2 separate regions of the Homo sapiens genome follow, and region 1 is linked to region 2. The links are chromatin loops, found by intact Hi-C in ENCODE. Cell type or tissue: PC-3. All regions are shown on one strand. Each heading gives the region's core, and the rest is flanking DNA. Links, peaks and the distances in the headings are about the cores only. Region 1 overlaps LOC107984171 (a long non-coding RNA gene). Region 2 has its middle 140 kb from the start of C10orf126.

Region 1 (8,334 bases), core at 23-8,022, 110 kb before region 2:
GTTTGGAGGATTACATAGACAACAGCACAGATGATGGAAGAGGCATTGCTTGTTTGATATTTGCTCTTTGATTTCTTTTAAATGTTTTATTATCAGTTTCCCAAAGGGCTAGTCTGTAGTTTCCAAACCCTTAACGCTAAAGATTAGCATTGTCAGATTATCGCTGTCTGGCTACTGGGAAGACCACGGGATATCCATAAATTTTATCTTTCCTTTTTTTAAAAAAAATCCCAATTGTCTGTAAAAACACAGCCACTCCAGATTCAGTGACAAATGTCGTGCAGAGTAACACTATCCAGCCTGCAATGGAGACAGAGCTTTCCTGAAAAATCTGTAGCCACTCCAAGGTTACTCTCAGATTCTTTTGAGGTTTAATCTCTTTTCTGAAACAGTTGTGCCCTCATGGAGCGGGAGGAGTTGGGACAAAAGGCCACAGGCTATGAGAAACATGTTATAAAGCAGCACGAACATTTGTTTCTGGTACCCAATTATGCTTTAAGTTGAAAGCATATAATTTTCAAGACATGTTGTACCAAGAAACATATCTGGAGTATTTTATAGCAGACGACCTTACACTCTGGAAGCAAAATAGCAGGGCGAGGTCATGCCTCATGACCTGGTCTTCTGTTACCCTCAGGCATGAAAAAAAAAAAAGCAACATTTCAGTGCTCCAAGAAAACACATGCGACCCAGAGGTTAGAGGCAACCATGAATTCATCTGCTTAAAGAAAGGTATAAGAACTTTACACCCTCAATATACATAAAATTCACTCTAAAGGATTTCTCAAAGTTAGAATACCAAGAATCCTGCAATATGTCATATTCTGGTCTAAGGATGTGATACCTCTCAGCTCTATCAGGCCAGGGACCCAACCTCTCTGGTCCACAGCTGTATTCCCACACCAGCACCATGCCTGGCAATGTGCTTGTTGACCGGATGATGATTATGATGGTGACAGCATATGATTGAAGTTCTCCCAAGTCACCAAGAAGTGTGCAGAGGCCAAAAATACATGTCTTTGCTTTACCTAGTCAATAGAAACTGGTCTCAGCTTCAGCGACAGCATTCAGAATTCACAGAGGTTTGGTAACCTCACTGATCTGATATGGCTGCTGTGGCAGAGGTTGCTAACACTCACTAATATCCCCTTCCTGGGCCCACAGCTATACTGCACTTCTAGTCCCCTGGCATCTAGGCAGGGCCATGTGGCTGGTTCTCACCAATGGAGAGTGAGTGGGAGAGATGTAGGCCACTTCTTGCCTGAGGCAGCTTAAAAGCAAATGGGTCTTCTCTACCATCTCCCCCTTCCCCCATCTATAACTTAATGCTGAAGAAGATGAGGCCCTAGAATGGGAGAAAGCATAGAAGAAGCGTGACTGCCCATATGAAGCAGAACCCCACTGCATTGCACTGGACTGTGTTATGAGCAAGAAATAAGCATGCCCTAGGTTAGCTCTCGAGGGCTGTTTGTTACAGCATGTAGCTTACCCTGACTGATGCAGACAGTAAGTGGTGGTGGAGGTGTTGTCTGAATCTAGCTCTGTTTCTCTTGAAATCTGGGTTCTTCTGCATTGTCAATGGCCTTGCAGGTTAAAAAATACAACTGCAGAAACTCAGTCAACTTCAATGTCAATGTCACCTCTCCAGGTAGCTTTTCTGTTTCTCCTGTCTGGGTTGGGAACCTGTTCTCCTTGTCCTATTGCTCCTTGTGTACTTTTTTTTCTCTAGTCCTTGCCACATAAATGTTGAATGTATGTTTGATTCATATCTCAATCCACAGAGGCAACATAAGTCTAGCAAGCAGTAGTTTGCTCATTTAATGTTTATTTATCCATATCAAACTAAAGGGAATCATCTTGTTCCTTGAATTTTCTGCCTAACAAGGTGAAACAAAGCTAGTCAAAGTAAGACAAAGCAAAAAATAAGACTAGAAAAAGAAAACAAAATGAAACACTCTGAGTCTGATTCCATGGTGCTGAAGGTCCCACTACAATGCATTGGTCTACAAGTGTAGTTCAGTGAAATAAAGTTCAGTGTTTCTTTGAGGACTCAATAAATTGCTTGGATTTTGGTTCCCAAGCCCAGCTCTGATCTGGCTCTGGAGTCAGCTCACCTGGCTGTGTTGGACCTGGGCCCCACCGAGTTCTCTGAGTTAGCACCTGTCAAGAATGAAGGACTTGAACGTGCACCAAGATGACCCCGACACTCAGTCCAGGCTATTGGTACAAATGTGGAAAGAAGAGGAAATGTGTTCCGTTTGCCTTGTCTCAATGGCAGGACTTGAGGACCTGGTCCCCAACAGCTGGCCTTAGAGAGGGCCCAGCATGTCAACTCAGACCTCTGCTGGGTCCCAGCTTCCTCTCTGGCACTGAGAATATTTAAACACTGTCCCACAAGGTGCCTCTCTCTTTGTCTTCTGAGACATCTAGCTCACTTGTGGCCCTCATCCACAGCACTTCAGGGCCACGGATAGAGTGACACGGGTGTGGGTACACCACTGACAGAGGTGCGGTTTGTAAGACAGGCCCACTGTGGTCTAGACAACATTTCAAAACCATCTCAGAACATCATCGGGTGGGATATGGGAAAGAAGTCATCTGTTCTGTTGGGCACAGTGACAAGACAGCACATGTCTTTGCTGGTGCCATGGTGTAAGAACTTCAAGCTTTGATTTTATTTTATTTTTATTTTTTTGAGATGGAGTCTTGCTCTGTCACCAGACTGGAGTGCAGGGCACGATCTTGGCTCACTGCAACCTCTGCCTCCTGGGTTCAAGCGATTCTCCTGCCTCAGCTTCCCGAGTAGCTGGGATTACAGGCACGTGCCACCACGCCCAGCTAATTTTTGTATTTTTAGTAGAGATGGGGTTTCATATTGGCCAGGATGGTCTTGATCTCTTGACCTGGTGATCCACCAGCCTTGGCCTCCCAAAGTGCTGGGATTATAGGTGTGAGCCACCACGCCCAGCGCAAGCTTTGATTTTAAGTTGAGAAAAGAAAAAGACTTTTAAAAGTTTGGAATTGATTGCTCAATTGCCATTGTGCTGTTATAACAGTAATACCAGAAAGGAGAGATCAGTTATTGTTCTATTGTCTCCCTTTCTCTCTTCTCTTGTCCCTTCCATACCCCACACCTCTCCGATGAGCAAAGCCAGCTGATATTTACTGTGTTCTGAGGACAGATGAGAAATGTGGGTACAGCACACATCACACAGTTTCCTGTGCAGCCAGCAAGCTGAAGGACTGTTCCGGGAACTCTCCGTGCATCACTCGGTGGAGCTATTAGACTTAGTTCCTCTCAGGGCCTTTACATTCTTTGGGCTCTGTGATTTTGTAAGAGATTAGACCTGTTTCCAAGCAGGTTCTGTTTACCTGGGAGCTACTCTACCTTTCTTAAGTCCAGGAACTTCTCACTAAGACTTCCCCCACAACCCAACACAACACACACAGGAAGAGGAGCATCTAGAAAGAGGGACATGTTGCCTCTACTGACACCAGTAGTATTTGATACTCACAGGTGAAAGGAACGTAGCTCATGATCATCCCTAGATAATTCAGTCACATAATCTCCTGAATTTCTTTTTCCTCTACTTGGGGGTTCTAAGGGTGAAATGCATTCATGCGTGTAGAACAATGTGAATAGTGTCTGGGTAAATACAACATAAGCATTTGCTATGAATGCTATTATTGGTTGCATTTTAGATGAAGTAAAACCTTCTGGGTAACTAGTCCCGGGAAAGCTAACAGTAGGTTGCATTTAATGTTGAAACACTTACTCATAGTCATGCATGTAAAGAGGTTGTCCTGGAAAATTTGGGAGGTGGTAAAGATATTCTAGTGTCTTCCACTTCCCTCTCATCTTCTGCTGTAGATTTTCTGCTTCTTTATCCCCATCTGCCTTGTGCCCCTCACTACCTCCATGGCCTCCTAGACAACTCTTCTGGCGTGGACCTCACCGTGGAGCCCTAGGGCCCCAAATACCTTCTTCCCCTTCCAGTGAAACAACATCAGCCTGTCACATAGCTAACTTCAGCTAGTTCTTATCACTAATTTAAATAAACTCACCCTCAAGGTTTGCATGACTAATGGATTTAAAATGTTGGCCCTTTCAGGGAGGGCTGGGGTTGCAGTTTTTTTCTCCTCAGTTTGGCATCAAATCTCACCATTTATTCAGTCCAGAATTATTTACAGAGTGTCTACTATGTGTCAGGAACTGTTTTATGCACTGGAGATATGATAATAGGCAAGATGGGCCTTCCAGGAATTTCTATTGTATGGATGAGATAGACAGTAAACAAGTCAACAAATGAATAAATATAATTCAGCCAGTTATTTAGGATCTTACATGCTGCTCTCTTTCCAGCAGCCTCTAAAGCTATAGGGCTTGGTCTTGAATTGCTGTGGATAATTCACGTGAGAATATTTGAATGTTGAGAGTCAAGCGTTCAAAGCAGCAGCCAGGCAGAAGGAGAAAAAGAGATGTTTTCAGATACGTCATGAACAGGTTGCCCTCTGATTTGACCTTGTCCCTTCCTCCCACTGGTGCTGTGCCCAGCTCCAAACATACTGGATTCCTACTGCAGCCTATCAAATATTTACACTGACATTACAAATATATATATTATTTACTTTAGCTTCTATAAAATATTTACACGTCATGCTAAATATACACAATATATTATATTGCACTGTGTTTTTCCTGCTGCCAGTCAGAGAGACTGTCTGGAACTTTCCCAAAATCATGAGAAAAGACCAGGGCGAAGGGAGAATGCAGGGTGGGCATATTAGGAGAAAGAAGTTGTGTCTACCTGCATCCAGGGAAAGTGCTCCCCAGGGAAAAGCAGGACGTCGAAGATCTGTCCAAGAGAAAATAATTGTGCACTTTGTCCTCCATACTTTTCCTCTACATTTAGTTCCTGGTTCAAAATAAGCACTGAGACTGAGGTCAGGCAGAGTTCAAACAAACAGAAGCTCTCACTCACCTCTGACATTGGAGATACCAGTTAGATAGGTCCATTGGATCAAATCCCAGGGCAAGGAGCTCAGAACCCCTTGTAGGGGCTCACAGAATGGTCCACAGAATGCTTTAGAAAATCTTGGCAGCCCTGCTCAGGTGCCCAACACATCACTGTGCTTCCCACCCATAGGAGGGGCCACCCATACCCACTGTCCATCTCACACCACAGGTGAGGTTAAACCATGGTGGCTGTGAAGCTGATGCCTCTGAAATAGACTCTTTTTCAATTACATTATAACACTGAATGTGTATTCCTGCACAAAATACCTCTCAACCTGATCTTGCATCTCCTTTTCTGCTTCCTGATGATCTGAGTGCCTGGCAGACAAGACTGTCTTCAAAGTCTTCGCTCATTCCACTTGTCCCTTTAAAAATGTCCCGATGGGTACATAGATGATCATCTTCAAGCTTTGTATCAGCGATATTTCCCTCTGCGTTGTGTCTTGAAGTCAAGGTCTGTTTCTCCTCCAAGCCTATTGTCTTCTTCAGGGTCCAAAAACATGATCTTGGCTTAATAACTTTATGATGGATCCAATGTTTATAACCAAAGGTGGACCTTGCTTAGTCAGGGCATAAATTGTATCATTTCAGAATCAGTAATGTTCCACGCTTCAGAATCTCCTGCCACAGGGGTCTAGATGAGCCCAAGGCAAAGAAGAAAAGGTCTTACCTTGTGGATGTCACTGATTCCATGTTCATCTGCTGCATCAGTGTTATGTTATTTATGCGAGATGCTGATGGAAGCCTCATCTCAGTCCATACAAGTCAAGATCTCTGTGGTTTTAATAACTTGGTAATGGCCACAGCCACCTTTTCCTGTAAAGATAATACCAATAATCTTGGCACACATAAAAAGAAACCAGTCAGCTTCCAAGCTCTCTGGATTTATTGTATGTCCTTATAAAAGGGGTTTCCCACAACATTCAGCCCTTTTTTGTCCTTTCAGCCTTCTACCATATAGGGCACAGTGTTCCTCCTTGCCTCTCAGGAGGATGCCACGTTGAAGGCGCCACCGTGGAAGCAGTGTCTGGGCTCTCACCAGACACCAAACCTGCTAATCCCCCAGCTTAGACTTCCCTAGTCTCCATAACCCTGATTTCCCGGTTTGCATAGTTGTCAGCAATAAGTTTATGCTTTTTATAAATTACCCAGTCTAAGATGTTTTGTTATGGCAGCATGAATAGACTAAAACAATATGCCTATCTTTTCCGTTACCAGTCTGTAAATTCCTCTATAGAATATAAAGCCTCTGTATTAGTGGTCTTATTTTTCTGGAAAGACTCTCCTAGAAATCAAAGAATCTACCTGTTGTTGTAACAATAACCCAATGTCTTAGACTATTCAGGCTACTATAACAAAATACCATAAAATGGGAAACTTTAAATAACAAAAATTTGTTTCTCACAGTTCTGGAGGCTGGAAAGTCCAAGAGCACGCGATCAGCAGATTCAATGTCTGGTGAAGACCTGCCTTCTGGTTTATAGAAACCAGAAGCCGGTGCCTTCTGGCTGTGTCCTCACATGGGGGAAGGAGCAAGCTAGTTCTGTGGGGTCTCTTATAAAGGCACTAATCCCATTCATCAGGGTTCCACCTTTATAATCGAGGCTTCGCCTTAGGGGTTAGGAATTTAACTCATGAATTTTCACACCATCACACTGCACCTTTGCATTTTCTCCACATTTAAAATGAACGTATAGAAACTTGGGAAGTTAGAAACTCATTATTTCTCCCAGATGTCAGGCCATCCTTATGCATTCATGGTAGCACTGCTAAGTTGTGGTTGTCTAACCCAGGCCAGCTGGAGTGGGAGCCCGGACAGGCCTGCGGTGCCCTCCTCTCATCTCTCCTCACCATCACCCTTAAACAGCTCTCCTTGTCCAGAACTCCACCCACACAGTAACCCAATCCCCTTAGTCCCTGTGACCTAGCCAGGTACTGACTCACCCTGCTAGGTGTTTAGGTGTTACTGCATTTCTCTGGGGACGGAGATTTTTATGGAAAACTCTGAAAGACTACAACAAGGCTCAAAAGAATAAATGGTTGAAAGTCAGAGGTGGTGACAATTCATTAGAGGACACAATTGGGGATAGATGGCCCTGCCACACTCTCCATATAGCCAGCCTCCTCTGGAGAGGGGGTGCCCAGTTGGACGAATGCCTCTGTCAGTGTGTCAATTGGAAAACAGAACTCGATTTCCCCATGGCCCCTGGGCTCCTGCCAAGGCCTTCAGATTTGCTGAAGAATGGCACCATTAACTAGTTACAGAGGCTGTCTGCTTCAGCGTGGGGGAAGGAAGGGATGGTGTCTGAGGCTTTTAGATTGGGGCCAGGATTGGAGAGAAGGAAGAATAAAAGAAGCAGATGCTGTCAAAATAGTTTATTGGCTTGATTCATTGGGTTCAGCAGCTGCCACAAAGAAAACAGATTCCTAGAGAACTACCAGCCAGACAGCGTGCTCTTTCAAGGGAGCTTGATGGAAAGAGAAGATAAGGCTTTGCTTTTAAGGTATTATGCTTACCTTAACTGGGATTCCTTTTAAAAATGGCTCTGAGTGTGTGTGTGTGGGGCGGCGAGGGGGGTGTGTGGCGGGAAGGAGTCAGGGATGCAACAATACCAGGACACTGGTATACAATGCTATCGCTTTTATGCACTCCTCCTTCCCCAAACTCACACCACCAAGAATTCGGCTAAGGATTGTGATTAAACAGAGCTTTTCTATGTCAGCCTCATTCATACTCAGCAACTTAATTCCAGAGATAAGGGTCCGAAACACACAGCACAAAGCTTCTGGAAACCACCCAGACATCACCCTTCCCCAGGAGTCCCACCCCAGCCCAAGGTTATGGGGCTGCAGTGTTCCCATTGCTGGGTGAAACAGGGTTTAAATGTCCACTAAGTGAACTGCTGCTAGAACAATTTGTCTTTTTTTTTTTTTAGATGGAGTCTCACTCTGTCGCCCAGGCTGGATTGCAGTGGCATGATCTCGGCTCACTGCAAGCTCTGCCTCCCGGATTCACGCCATTCTCCTGTCTCAGCCTCCCGAGTAGCTGGGGCTACAGGCACCCGCTACCACGCCTGGCTAATTTTTTCTATTTTTAGTAGAGACGGGGTTTCACCGTGTTAGCCAGGATGGTCTCGATCTCCTGACCTCGTGACCCGCCCGCCTCGGCCTCCTAAAGTGCTGGGATTACAGGCGTGAGCCACCACACCTGGCCTTGTCTTTTTCACTCTCTAAGTTCTTTTTATTTTCTTAATTAAGCTAAATAAAGAAGAGTGCATAAAATATAATGGATTATATAAAGAATGATAATAAAGCAA
Region 2 (8,334 bases), core at 23-8,022:
CTGTTTGCTTGTTTAGCTGAATCTCCCCATAGCCAACAGGATTCTTGAGGGCAATACCTTTACCATTTTAATTATCAACTACTTACTCAGCACTGAACACTTATGGGTACTCACTAACATTGTGTTAGTTCCTTTGGTGATTGTAGTCATTCCTATTTCACAATCAACAGGAGAGAGACAAAAAAGCACTACTTGGGCCGGGTGCGGTGACTCACACCTGTAATCCGAGCACTTTGGGAGGTTGGGGCAGGAGGATTGCTTGAGGTCAGGAGTTTGAGACCAGCCCGGCCAACATGGTGAAACCCTGTCTCTACTAAAAAAAATACAAAAACTAGCCAGGCGTGGTGGTGGGCACCTGTAATCCCAGCTACTCAGGAGGCTGAGGCAGGAGAATTGCTTGAACCCAGGAGGCAGAGGTTGCAGTAAGCCAAGATCGAGCCACTGCACTCCAGCCTGGACAACAGAGCAAGACTCTCTCTGAAAAAAATTTAAAAAAATAAAAAAGCCTTCCTTGGTGTGGAAGGGTAGTGAAGAGGGCAGTCAAAGGAATTAACCAAAAAGTATGAGGAAGGAGGAAGATTAAGGGGATATGTACAGAGAGATGAGAAAAGGTAGAATTCATCAAAAGCTGAGTGATAAAGACAGAGGAAAAGTTAGCGGACCCCCAAATCAGCATCTGCCTACTCCCTGCCTGAACGCTCAGGGGTCCTCCCTTGGGAACCCTGTGGACAGCAGAAGAGCTCTCTATGACCTGGCCTGGGGGCCTTGATCACTTCCATGCCCTCAGTTGCAATATCCCACTTTCCTCTACAGAAGGGCTCTCATAGGCCTCTTGACTTTTCCTCTCTGCCTGGAAATTCCCTTGCTCACTTTGCCCTTGGCCAACTCATAAGGTTCCTCCATCTCTTGGCACCCACACTGACCCTCCATGAAGCCCCACTGGTCCTCCCCAGGACACACTTAGGGTCTCTTTCCCAGGCCTGATCCAAGTTGTATAGAGTCTGAAGTATGAAAGAAAAGAATCCAGAATTACAAATGAAAAATTAGGCATGAAAATGAACATTTATTTAGAATGAGTATAAAATCATAACATATCACAATAACATCTGACAAATTCCACAGATATTACAAAATCCACAGAAATAGTGACTGCCTCATATGCCTCTAGAATAGTTCTCTTTCCTCTACTTTTTAGCTGCAAACGCTGATCTCTTCTTCATAAAACAATTTTCTACCTTTTTTTTCTATACAGAGGATTAAAAAAGATCCACTCTCTTTGCTCTAACACTTTATGGTGATTTGCTTTAGCCTATAGATTGTTTGAAAACATGTCTTCCAGCTTCAAAACTCAGTAGTGATGTCATTGAAGACTGGGTCGGATGCGGTGGCTCACACCTGTAATCCCAGCACTTTGGGAGGCTGAGGTGGGCGGATCACCTGAGGTCAGGAGTTCGAGACCAGCCTGGCCAACATGGTGAAACCCCATCTCTACTAAAAATACAAAAATTAGCCGAGCGTGGTGGCAGGCACCTGTAATCCCAGCTACTTGGGAGGCTGAGGCAGGGGAATTGCTTGAACTTAGGAGGCAGAGGCTGCAGTGAGCCAAAATCGTGCCATTGCACTCCAACCTGGGGGACAAGAGTGAGACTTCGTCTCAAAAAAAAAAAAAAGTGTTGAAAACTGCTCCCACATCTGCAGAAGCCTCTCTCAAGTTTTCCCACAACCAAATCCTCTGCTTACAAAGTGACACGTCTGATAATTTGAAGAACATTCCGCAGACTAGCTTCTGGCTCCATCTATCTAAATCACGTTTCTCCTCCATTGTTCACCTAGCTCTGGTGTCCGGAGCTAGCAGACATGTTTAAATTGTGATGTAGCCTCTGATCATGAAGCTTTATGTCACAGCGTTGCTGAGTCAGAAAGGTGGGTGATAGAAGTATTTCTGGAAGCTGCTCCTACACAAGGAAGCCTGACAATAGCTTAACTATGAACCCATAAAAATATCTCACTAAACCCAGGGGCCGGGCATGGTGGCTCATGCCTGTATTCCCAGCACTTTGAGAGGCTGAGGTGGGCCGATCATCTGAGGTCAAGAGTTCGAGACCAGCCTGACCAACATGGAGAAACCCCGTCTCTACTAAAAATACAAAATTCGCCGGGTGTGGTGGCGCATGCCTGTAATCCTAGCTACTCGGGAGGCTGAGGCAGGAGAATCACTTGAACTCGGGAGGGGCAGGTTGCAGAGAGCTGAGATCGCGCCATTGCACTCCAGCCTGGGCAACAAGAGCAAAACTCCATCTCAAAAAAAGAAAAAAAAAAAACAAACAACAACAACAACAACAAAAAACCTCACTAAACCCAAATGAATTCTATCCCCAACTCAACCCTCCCTAAGCCAGTTCCAAAGACAACTTTTCCTGCTTCCATGTCCCCCAATAACAGGAGAAATATGACAGTAAGTGTTAGTGCAGAAGACAAGTGTAATCTTAACTGATTCCTTCAAAATGGGTTACTCCTGTAAATTTTATAAAAATCTATGACCATAGGCCAGGGATGGTGGCTAAGACCTATAATTCCAGCAATTTGGGAGGCTGAGGAGGAAGGATCACTTGAGGCCAGGAGTTTGAGACCAGTCTTGGCAACATAGCAAAACCCAGTCTGTACAAAAAATACAAAAATTAGCCAGGTGTGGTGGTGTGTACCTGTTATCCCAGCTACTCCGGAGGCTGAAACGAGAGGATCGCTTGACCCCAGGAGTTTGAGGCTGCAGTGAGCTGTGATCGCTACCGCACTCCAGCCTGGGTGACAGACCAAGACCCTGTCTGAAAAAAATATGTGTGTGTGTGTGTGTGTGTGTGTGTGTGTGTGTGTGTGTGTGTTATATGCACATGTGATATGGCCTCAGAAGGGGACCATGCAAATGAGAAGGCCCTGAAGTTGTGGCCTTCTTAGCTTCAATATCAACATGCCTTAGGTTCCTTTCCTGCTCCTCCCCCATGCTCTTGTACATACTTTTGTTATGACACAGTCATTGTGTAATTATAATCACTTGTTTGTCTGTTTCCTCACAGAATTGTGACCCCATGAAGGCAGGAACCCTATTTGTTCTATTGGTATCTCCAGCATCTAGCAAGATGCCTTGTGCATAGTAGTTAACCAATAAAAAGTGGTTGAATAAATGAATGAAGCACATTCATACTGAAGGTAAAGGTGTGTGATCAGAGAATCTCTCTCCGCAATGGCCACCAGGAGGAGCTGTTGGATGGCTCTGGATGGTTGGTGGGTGGGGTGGGGAAGAAAGGGGTAGAGAGAGAGTATGCAATTGGTAATTCTTCAAAAGGATACTTGAAATCAGGTTTGTGTAGTTCTGGACACAAGAAAGGCAACATGGGCCTTGTACCATCAAGCAATGGAAGTTGGAAAAAAAAAGAAAAAACAATCATCTCTGCTTTGGGGAATCACTGAATTGGCAAACCACCCCCATTTCCAACTTTTCTATGACCTGAGCCTTTGATGACAGCTAACATCAAATTGGGAGTATTCTGGAAACACCACGCCCAGGTCTGCGCCTTATATTTATAGAGCTTTTAGCACAAAGGCATTTTCTTCAAAGCACTTTAAGAGCTGGGCACACCCTGTCACACACATGAGCTCCATGAAAGGAATTGCAGCTTCACAGCAGCCCTGAGGCCTGAGCTGGCGAACAGGAATGCTTTGGAATACACTCCCTGGCCACAGGCGAGCAGCCCAGTTTGAAACTAGTGGGAAGAATGACATCAGGTGGGACCAGCCAAATCCCTGCTGAGGGGCCCGACCTGTATTTCTGCAAGAAAACCTTCGTCTTGATGATCATTGACCATGTACTAGACCCATACTTTATCTCCTTTAATCCTAACATTACCCCTATTGTGCAAATGAAGAAACTCCGAGGCAAAGAGAGGCAAAATAACTGACTTCAGGACCATCACCAGTAAGAGCCAAAGCTCTTTAACCTTGGTTAAAGCTCATCCCTCTCTACAATCATGTGCCTTTTGCTGCCGTTCTAATACATGATCTAAATGTATCAGAGAGAGGCTGACTCTAAGATCAGATGAGCCCAACATGGTTCTGGGTTGACTGTATTGCTTGACTTTGAGACCACCGTGACGGCCTTGGCATCATTCAAAAGCAGGCCCAAGTCCAGGAGTGGTGGCTCACACCTGTAGTCCCAGCATTTTGGGAAGCCAAGGTGGGAGGGTGGCTTCAGTCCAGAAGTTCAAGACCAGCCTGGGCAACACAACCCTTTCTCTATAAAAAATACAAAAACTAGCTGGGCATTGTGGCACGTGCCTGTAGTCCCAGTTACTTGAGAGGCTAAGGTGGGAGGATCACCTGAACCTGGGGAGATCAAGGCTGCAGTGAGCCGTGATCATGCCACTGCACTCCAGCCTGCAAAAACAGTGAGACCCTATCTCAGAAAAAACAAACAATCAAACAAACAACAACAACAACAATAAAAAACAAAAGCAGGGCCAAAAGAAGGAGGCCATCAAAGCCCACATTTTAGTCCATCAGTCAAGCCTTCTGGGGTCCCCATGAATCCCTGTTCTGGTTGTGGAGGGGATGATGTGTGTCATGTGTTGTCACAGCCAACCACAGCAAGAAGGGCTACAATTCCTTGTTGTCATTTTCCCCAACTTCAGTCCCCTCACTGAGAAAAACCAAGGCAAATCACTTCCAAGAGGCCAGCCCAACAGGATAGCACTAATTCCCCTAGTTACAAATGTCTCACACCCAGAAAGCCTCTTGTGCACATTGGGATTCTGGAAAAATGTCAAAACACCACATACAGTCTCTTTACCTGGAAAACAAGAGTATCCAAGTCAGGGCATTCATGGTGCCACCAGAGCAGTCTCCAATACCATGTATAGTTCCCAACACAATTCAATTTACCATGGAAACCTCGGTCATTTTCCTCCAGTAATTCCTCCTCTTAGAAAGAGCACAGATTCAAGTTCCAGCTCTGCCTCCTACTAGCCGTCTGACCTGGCAAGTTTCTTAACTTTGTCATCTGTAAAGTTCAGATAATATTGCTTACCTCACAGATGGTTATGCAAATGAGTGAAACAAATGACAGAAAGGTTAGGTCCATCAGATGATAATGATATTTAAATCTGTTTTCACTACTCTTAGTAACATTATCTTGGGCCAGGTCTCTAGTCCTGCATCAGTGATTTGTCTTTTGTTTTTGTTGTTGCTTTTTGGAGACAGAGTCTTGCTCGGTTGCCCAGTCTGGAGTGCCGTGACATGCTCACTGCACACTGCAGCTTCAACCACCCAGGCTCAAGCGATCCTCCTACTTCAGCCTCTCAAGTAGCTGGGGCTGCGGGCATGCACCACCATGCCCAGCTAATTTTTGTAGACAGGGCTTCACCATGTTGCCCAGGCTGGTCACGAACTCCTGAGCTCAAGTGATCCACCCATGTCAGCCCTCCAAAGTGCTGGGATTACAGGCATGAGCCACCGTGCCCAGCCCCTGATATGCCTTTATTGAGCACCTAATGTGTATGGACTCTGTCTATGAACTTACAGTAAAGTCAGAGACATTGAGGAACAGGTTAGTGTGAGACTGTGTATATGAAATAAAAAGAATTGGAAAACAGGAAGACCAGATAAATAAAATAGAAGGAAAGTTCCACTAGAGAGGTGAGACTTTAGCTGGGCTTCCAGGTGTAGTATTTCAGTAGGATAAACTTACCAGACTAGGGAAGAAGGTGTATGTTGGGAATTGCGGGGAGGCTTCAGGCCTGGTGAGTTCTTCAGAAGATGGGGACTTTTGTTCATTCAGAGTGAAACGGCCAGTGAGCATTTATAAAGTGTTGACCACTACTGATTTGTAGTGTTTGGTGATTTCTGTGGTGTTCATACTTCCACCATAGCTGATTTCCACCAATAAAGCTGAAAACAGGCAGGCCATGGTGGCTCACACTGGTAATCCCAGTGCTTTGGGACGCCGAGGTGGGAGGACTGCTTGAGCCCGGGAGTTCAAGACCAGCCTGGGCAACATAGTGAGATCCCATTTCTACAAAATACAAAATAAAAAGTAATCAGGCATGGTGGCATGCACCTGTGGTGCTAGCTACCTGAAAGGCTGAGGCGGGAGGATCACTTGAACCCGGGAGTTTGAGGCTGTAGTGAGCCATGATTGTACCACTGCACTCTAACAGCCTGGAGACAGAGCAAGACCTTATCTCCAAATAAATAAATAGATCAATAAAAAGAATAAAAGCAGAGTTGGGGAGAGATGTGCAGCAGCCTGGCATCGTACAGTATTCCTACCATGTGAATACAATACAGATCAACGGCCTCCGTAAAATGGAGTAAAATCAGGAAGCGTTGACTTCTAAATATTTATTACCTTGGTTTTTAATATAATTTAATAATAAGTTTATATTGTTTAATTTTTAGTAATGGTTGCATTTAACAACTAACTTGCAGAATTCCTGGAAACTTCATATTCGGCTCAGGTGATTTAACAAGCTGGCTCTGGCACACCAGTGGGGCAGCTGCAAAAATCCAGGAAAGAGATGCTCATGGCATGCACCAGGATGTGAGTTGGGAGGTGATGAAAAAAGGAAGGATTTGGGATATGTGTGTGTGTGTGTGTGTGTGTGTGTGTGTGTGTGTGTGTTTTGTTTTTTGAGACAGAGTCTTGCTCTGTTGCCCAGGCTGGAGTGCAGTGGTGCAATCTCAGCTCACTGCAACCTCCGCCTCCCGGGTTCAAGCAATTCTCGTGCCTCAGCCTCCAGAGTAGCTGGCGTTACAGCTGCCCACCACCACGCCCGGCTAATTTTTGTATTTTTAGTAGAAATGGGATTTTGTTATGTTGGCCAGGCTGGTCTCAAACTCCTGACCTCAAGTGATCCGCCCACCTCGGCCTCCCAAATCACTGGGATTACAGGCATGAGCCACCGTGCCCGGCCAGATTTTGGATATGTTATGAAGATAGAGCAGGGAGGATTTGCTGGTAGCCTGCATTTGGGATGGGGAGGAGGAGAGAGCTCAAAGGTGACTCACGGGGTTTTATTTTGTCTCACTCCCTGTCTTGGCTCCCCACGTCTCGTGGCGAACGAGCTTCTCTTTTCCTTCATGTGTGTCAAATCCTCCTTCTTCCTAAAATTAGCTCCAGCTCTACACTACAGGAGGCTTTGTGTCGTTTTCCTTTATATAAGAAAGGTTTTGAAAAAATTCTTGCTTTCCACCAAGGCATGTTTCTAAAACTATTTTTTTATTTGTGTAAAACAACATCCTTATTTTATTTAAATACATATGGGAGAAGAAAGAGAGATGTGAGGGGAAAGAAAGTGAAGGGGAAAAGGAGAAGTAGGAAGAAGAAGGGGAAGAGGAGAAGGAAGGAGAAAGGAGGAGAAGGAGGAAAGGGAAGAGGATGACGAGGAAAAAAGGAAGAGGAGGAGGAAAGACATACTGGAAGGGAGGGAAAGCAGACATTCCCTGGTGGCCCAGGACAGCAGCCAGGATGTATAAGCTCCAAGCCAGGAATGGGCCCTTTCACACTGGGCTCTATATTCTCATACATAATTTAAATCCGTTACAACAACGACGTATTGGTATTTGAATAATAAAAATCTATGGCCGGGCATGGTGGCTCACGCCTGTAATCCCAGCACTTTGGGAGGCCGAGGCAGGCAGATCACCTGAGATCAGGAGTTTGAGACCAGCCTGGGCAACATGGGGAAACCCCATCTCTTACTAAAAATATAAAAAATTAGCCAGGTGTGGGGGCAGGTGCCTGTAGTCCCAGCTACTTGGGAGACTGAGGCATGAGAATTGCTTGAACCCGGGAGGCGGAGGTTGTGGTGAGCCGAGATCATGCCACTGCACTCCAGTCTGAGCGACAGAGCAAGACTCTGTCTGAAATTTAAAAAACAAAAACCAAAAAACTAAAGAAACAGTGGGAGTCAAAAATAAAATATATTGTCACTAAATTCAGCTTTAAAGGAGGGAGAGATAAAGTCTTCTGAGGAGGAGGAGGGCCTGGCAGTGAAAGATGGGTCAGCAATGGTCCCTGAGCAGGCAGCATGGTGTCAGGTGTCAGGCATGGGACAGGAAGTTGGAAGACCCAAGTTCTACTCCAAAAGTCTCCCAGGCCGGAGAAACCTGGATCAACCCTTTAACAGTCTCTGCTTTGGGTGAGGAAATGCTCCTACGTAAAGTGGGAATAAAAATGCCACTTCCAGCAGGGCATGGTGTTGTGTACCTATAGTCCCAGCACTTTGGGAGGCTGATGCGGGAGGATCACTTGAGCTCAGGAGTTTGAAACCAGCCTGGGCAACA

What was found. A loop is a pair of places that touch in the nucleus more often than their neighbours do. Peaks named below come from ENCODE experiments on the same cell type or tissue, not always from the same donor. Only the 100,000 strongest peaks of a DNase experiment are listed, where the experiment ranks them.
Region 1: a loop joins it to region 2, with 4 times the contacts of the local background. A loop is called at or near these places in 5 of 110 quality-filtered maps.

What each region holds. Positions count from the first base shown.
Region 1 is chr10:29,101,437-29,109,770 of GRCh38, reverse strand. LOC107984171 (a long non-coding RNA gene) reads right to left here. Exons shown (of 5, transcript XR_001747285.1): 4 at 5,688-5,833; 5 at 5,078-5,500. Among named protein-coding and RNA genes, the nearest start is that of LYZL1, 180 kb to the left of the region's middle. In PC-3, for the core only: no CTCF peak of the experiment used is centred there; DNase peaks (open chromatin) are centred at 4,090 and 4,570; H3K4me3 peaks cover 2,527 bases; H3K27ac peaks cover 4,047 bases.
Region 2 is chr10:28,986,848-28,995,181 of GRCh38, reverse strand. No RefSeq gene overlaps it. Among named protein-coding and RNA genes, the nearest start is that of C10orf126, 140 kb to the right of the region's middle. RefSeq lists a silencer at 3,088-3,382 and an enhancer at 3,127-4,326. In PC-3, for the core only: a CTCF peak has its summit at 3,239 (motif pointing right); DNase peaks (open chromatin) are centred at 3,161 and 3,661; H3K27ac peaks cover 1,266 bases.